Linked DNA regions of Homo sapiens: region 1 is linked to region 2. Evidence: chromatin loops called from intact Hi-C (ENCODE). Cell type or tissue: sigmoid colon. All regions are shown on one strand. Links, peaks and the distances in the headings refer to the core of each region. The heading gives the core; the rest is flanking DNA. Region 1 overlaps CSRP3-AS1 (CSRP3 and E2F8 antisense RNA 1). Region 2 overlaps NAV2 (neuron navigator 2).

Evidence for each region. Hi-C counts contacts between places; a loop is a spot of excess contacts. Peaks named below come from ENCODE experiments on the same cell type or tissue, not always from the same donor. Only the 100,000 strongest peaks of a DNase experiment are listed, where the experiment ranks them.
Region 1: a loop joins it to region 2, with 3 times the contacts of the local background. A loop is called at or near these places in 9 of 110 quality-filtered maps.

What each region holds. Positions count from the first base shown.
Region 1 is chr11:19,310,298-19,313,213 of GRCh38, forward strand. CSRP3-AS1 (CSRP3 and E2F8 antisense RNA 1) reads left to right here. Exons shown (of 6, transcript NR_183675.1): 6 at 335-2,916. Among named protein-coding and RNA genes, the nearest start is that of E2F8, 71 kb to the left of the region's middle. In sigmoid colon, for the core only: a CTCF peak has its summit at 1,200 (motif pointing right); a DNase peak (open chromatin) is centred at 1,234.
Region 2 is chr11:19,918,004-19,920,919 of GRCh38, forward strand. The region is part of intron 6 of NAV2 (neuron navigator 2); the gene reads left to right. Among named protein-coding and RNA genes, the nearest start is that of NAV2-AS3, 62 kb to the right of the region's middle. In sigmoid colon, for the core only: no CTCF peak of the experiment used is centred there; a DNase peak (open chromatin) is centred at 1,458.

The DNA.
Region 1 (2,916 bases), core at 160-2,659, 610 kb before region 2:
TAAATTCCAAGGGTTTGGCTGTACAGCTCTCCTCTGTTCTGCTGTAATCACCCAATCAGGAGGCAACAGGTGCTTCATGGTCCAGTTTAGCAGCTTTAAGAGATACTGGAGGAAAATACATCACTTAATATCATCCAAGTACGCACCTATTTGCCATTCCTAGGTGACTCAGCCTGGGCAATATTCCCGCCTACCAGCAATCTTTTCAGCTCCCTCAGTAAAATACCAACACACCCTGTGGCTCAGTGATGCATTGAAGTCCCAATTTAGTGATACCTTATTTACAGATTTTCTAAATAAAATTGCTAATACAGTCAACCCTTCATATTCACAGGTTCTGCACCCTCGGATTCAACCAACCAAGGATTGAAACTATTTGAAGGAAAAGAACAATAATAATACAAATAAAAGCCAATAACAATATAACAACTATTTATGTAGCATTTACATTGTATTAGATATTATAAATAATCTAGAGATGATTTAACGCACATGAGAGCATATGCATAGGTTATATGCAAATAGTATGTCATTTTATATAAGGGAGTTGAGCATCCACAGATTTGGGTTTCTGCAGGGAGCCCTGGAATCCTGTGGATACCGAGGGACGATTGTACATTTTGAGAACCGAAGCCCGGTGCTACCCTGTTGCAGCGATGAAGTATCCAGGTCACCTGGAGAAAGCTGACATAAGAGCAGGCACACAGCAGGAAGCTTTGATCCTCATCTTCTCTCTGGCTGCAGCCCTCAGCTCTTGTGCACCAACTCTGACCAATGACTAGGACTGGCTGCTCGGAGTACAGCTGTATTGAGAAAGATTCTGAGGCTGGGTCTGCATTCAGCAGGAAAAAAAATGAAGTAATTGTTTGGTAATGCCTGACATAGGCCTAAGAATGGGGGAAACGGTAACCCTCCTGCCAGGTTTTGTAGAATTTTCTCTAATTCATTTTCTTTAGAGATACGGTAAGGACCCGCCCCCACCCAAATGGGTAAAAGGCAAAGCCTGGTTTCCATTTTTTTGTAAAGCCTCAGATCACAGGGGCACCTGAGCCATTAGTGTCCCAATGGCAGGGCAAGGCAGGCATGTCTATAAATCTCCAGTTTTTTGTTTGCTTATTTTCTTCTTTAAACTGCTTACAATTTCTCCTCTTTCATCCTCATTTCCACAGGAGGTGTAACACTATGGACGAGTGGGCAACTGGCTCTTCAGGCTTGGAACCAAGAGGGGGCAGCAGAGAGCAGAGAAGAATTGGTTGGCTTGGGCTGACCCAGACCTAGGAAAACTTCCAATCTTCTTCTTCTTCCCTCAAAACCGAATCCTTGTGGACTCACTCTTGAGACTATTGTCCACACAAGTGGTGTGGTCCAAGGCCACAGCAAGAAAGGTCTGAGGGAGTTCTTTGGGGTTCAGGTGGAGAAAAGCCTGTGCTGGATGCCAGGCTGCTCTGAGAACAGGAAGGAAGATAATAATGTTAACAGCAACAGTTACAATTACCCAGCCCCTGTAGGGTGCCAGGCCCTCTGCCAAGGTGCTTTCTTTTCATTCTCTCAAAGACTACTTGAGGTGGGGAAACCCCCAGTTTACAGATGAGAAAACAGGGTCCCAGAGTGGTTAAATACCTTGCCCATGATCACGTGACTAAGGGAGGGCCAAGCCACATTTTAGACTCTTGCCTGTCCTGCCCTCTGTGTTATGGTGCCCTTCCAGGAAGGAGGCAGAAAGGTGCACCTGGAGTTAGAATATCCTTGGGGAGTGTCCCGGACCCAAGGGAAGGCAAACGGTCCTTCTGGTACAGACTGCTGTCTCCTGATGGCCACGGGTCTCCTGACAGATTTAGCCAATTCACTGGCTCACAGGTCCATGCACCATCCTCAGCAGAGCCGGGGTAAGGTAGCTGGGCTCGAACAGCCCCAGAAAAAGGCAAAAAGAAAGATAACAGAAACTTGTATGGAACTTTCAAGTACTCACTGTGGAAGTCATTGATTTATCTGCCTACTGTGAGAGTTATGTCACGTTGGAAGGTCACATTAGAACGCCCCTCACCTCCTGCAGCCTCAGCTCCACCCTGGGCTCAGAGATCAATCCTTGCCTTATTTAGGGAAGCACATCCAAGCATATTTGAAACTTTTGGGATGGGCTTGGGGATACTGGCACCAGGGACATCTTGCTGTCAGTACTGTCCTGATTCTGAGAACTCCACTAACGCCACATTCCTCAATCCAAGCCTGGATCTGGGACTCAGGCTGCTGCCTCACTAAATGCCTTATCTTTTGGGTCACTGCAGACCAGGGCCCTGCCTTCTTTAGCCAATGTCTGTTTCCCTCATCTGGCAGTAGGACATCAGTCTACCAAAAGAGTCACATGTTCATATCCCAGCTTAGGTCCAAGTTGTGAACCAACTTCATTTCTTAATGTAATCACTTTTTTGGTATTGCTTTTTTTCTCTAAAAAGTATGTATATTTTCTGATCCTACATGTAATATTTTCTGGGCCAGTTGCAGTGGCACACACCTGAGCTACTCAAGGAAGCTGAGGCGGGAGGATCCCTTGAGCCCAGGAGTTTGAGGTTACAGTGAACTATGATTGCGTCACTGTACTCCAGCCTAGACAGCTAGCAAGACCCCATCTCTTAAAAAAAATTGTTAGAAAATACTTTAAAGCATCAAGGAGAAAAAAATTTCTCCTATCTTTCTGGATACATTTTTCTCAACTGCGCTTATTACTATCTAACACCGTCCTTTACTTAGGTTTTCATTGTTTGTCTCCTTCTCTAGAATGGGAGCTTGACAACATGAGGGATTTCATGTTTTGTTCACTGCAAGTTCCTTAATTCCCAGAACAATACCTGGCACATTTACAGAATGAATGAATTAATTCATAATGCCATGACATCAGATATAATTTTATTTAATATT
Region 2 (2,916 bases), core at 209-2,708:
TCTACCTTCTCCAGCTTTTTGATATCAGGCCAATGACTCAACCTCTCTGAGCCTGAATTTACTGTTGTGTAAAATAGGCTTGATAATCCCCTCTTCAGGGAGAGAACCTGGGTCCATCAAGCCCAGTGCACCTCAGTGTGGAGCTAATGCTGGTTGTCTTTTCCTGCCTTCATCTTCTCCTTTAAGTCCCAAACTGAGAGGATAACATTGCATTCGGGTCTGCCATTCATTTACATCTTTAGTACAAAATGTGACTCTTGCTGGAGAAAGTTTGCCATTTGTCTCAAACTACTGGTATCTGGATTGACAGCTGGGAGTGGTTGGGTCAATAGTCAGTTTGATATTATCTGAAACCATCAACTTTGCTTCTGGCTTGTCAGCCAAATTTGGGGAAAAAATGAGAGTTGAGTCTGCATGCCTGTTTTTTTCCATCATGGACTGGGAGGTGACTTGTAAGCATTCTTCATTGTGGAAATAAATTCACGACGTGCAACTGAATGAAAAAAGTATATGCCTGCTGTGTGAGCAGAGAAGAACAACATTCTGGTTGAGTTATATGTCCCATTTTTCATTATGCTTGGGTGGAATAGATATGCCCCTGGAATTCCTGGTTATGATTAGTATCATGAATGTATTTGGCTGACCAGATTTTGCCCTGATCAAGTGCAGAATCTATATATTTTGTTATCTTGAGTTTGATTTTAATCACTAGGCATGGACCCCAGGACATTTTATTTCTTTTTCCTACTTTGTAAAAGGTTTAGTTCTAGAAGTTTCATGCAGTCATTCAGTGACTTGAATGAATTCTTGACTCCCACTTGCCCTCGGACTGAGTTAGGCAACCCCTTTTGTGATCCACAGGTCCGTAAACCAATCATCACGATAGCTTCTTGCTTTGTCCTTCCTTCTGCTTTATGCTCTGTTTCATCCCCAAGACCTGGAACCCCTTGAAGGCATACACCATATATCCATTGCTGTATCCCTAACACCTGGGAAAGTACCTGAAACAGAAGAAATGTCAAAAGAAAAATAAAAGTTGGAAGGATGGGATGAGATAGGGTGATTGGAGAAAAAAACATGCAACGTTGTGGTTATTTTAGGATTCCGAAGAGAAATGTGGCCAAATAACTTTGAGCCCAGTCATATCCCTGGTTCCTGTACATCCAGAATTCATTATTCAAGATGACAAAGATTCTCTGAAACAAAATTTAATAAGCTTGAGAATGTTTAAGTTGGAATTAAAACCTCCAAGCTGGTCTGTGAGTGAGCCTGGTTTCCGTGTTCTATCTCGTAGCCATGCACGTGGGTGAGAAGCTCCTTGAGTCCTTGTTCAACAAGGTTCATATGAAGAGCTCTTTGAGCCTTAAGGAAACAGAGTAGATGTTGCCAAGAGTGACTGAGTCACCACTCCAGACAGTGAGAACTGTGTGTTTACTGGGCTGCTTCCAGTCAGCCTGGTGAAGTTGACGGGGCACACAGGCCAATGCCTGTAGGGCACAGGGCCCTGGCTCAGAGTGGGAATATGGCAGAGGTCAGCTTGGGCAGGGCCGTGGGAGCCACGTATGAAACTATGGCACTGGAAGGACAGTTCTCCCTTTCTCCATAGAGTTGGGTTAGAGACCTGGTCCCATCTTGCTTATGAAAGAGAATAACGCCACCAAAATTTGGTGTAGCTACACCTTGCTTTAAGAAAGCCCAATATTAGTAGAGAAGAATAAGAATTAATCTCAGGATTTTGCAGTTTGCAGTGTGCTTTCACATCATTGCCCTTTTGCTGCTCATGAGGGAGGAAGAAAGCTTTAGTCACCATCTCCATTTAATAAAGTCCATTGATTAAGAAGAGCATGGGGCCAGACACGGTGGCTCACGCCTGTAATCCCAGGACTTTGGGAGGCCAAGACAGGAGGATTACTCGAGCCCAGGGGTTCGAGACCAGCCTGGACAACATAATGAGACCCCCATCTCTACAAAAAATAAAAAAATTAGCCGGGCATGGTAGCATGTACCTGTGGTCCTAGTTACATGGGAGGCTGAGGCAAGAGGATTGCTTGAGCCCTGGAGGTGAGGCTGTAGTGAGCCATGTTTGCACCACTGCACTCCATCCTGGGCAACAGAGCAAGACCCTGTCTCAAAAAATAAGAAGAGCATGGACTTTATTGTTCAAATTCTTACTCTACCACTTATTAGCCATGACTTGGGCAAGTTGCTAATGTCTCTGAGCTGCAGTAAATCCACTGTATAAGATACTTGCATGAATTAATGAAATAATTAAATAAACCTGTTAAATTATTATTTATTTATTTGAGACAGAGTCTCCCTCTTCACCCAGACTGGACTGCAGTGGCTCAATCTCAGCTCACTGCAACCTCTGCCTCCCAGGTTCAAGCGATTCCCCTGCCTCAGCCTCCCGAGTAGCTGGGATTACAGGCGTGTGCCACCACGCCCAGCTAATTTTTTGTATTTTTAGTCAGGACGGGGTTTCACCATGTTAGCCAGGATGGTCTTGATCTCCTGACCTCGTGACCTACCCACCTTGGCCTCCCAAAGGGCTGGGATTACAGGCATGAGTCACCGAGCCCGGCTAAATGAAATTATTTAAAGCACTTAGTACAGTGCCTGGTACAGAGGTGGCATTCAAAAAGTACTAGTTATTAGTATTAGTTTTATTTTTACTTATGAATAAACTGGAGCTTAGCTAGACTCAAGATTACCAAGCCTTTAAGTTGGACTTGAACCCATTCACAAAGTTCGATGATTGCATAATTCTAAGGGTAGTCTGAATATCACAGAACAGAATAAGATGATTATCTTGGCATTCTTTCCACTTCATTATAATTATCTGATTTTTAAAGGTGTCTTAGCCTTACAAAAAATTGTTAGGATTCCTCTAAATGGGTGCTTCATTTGCAAAACCTC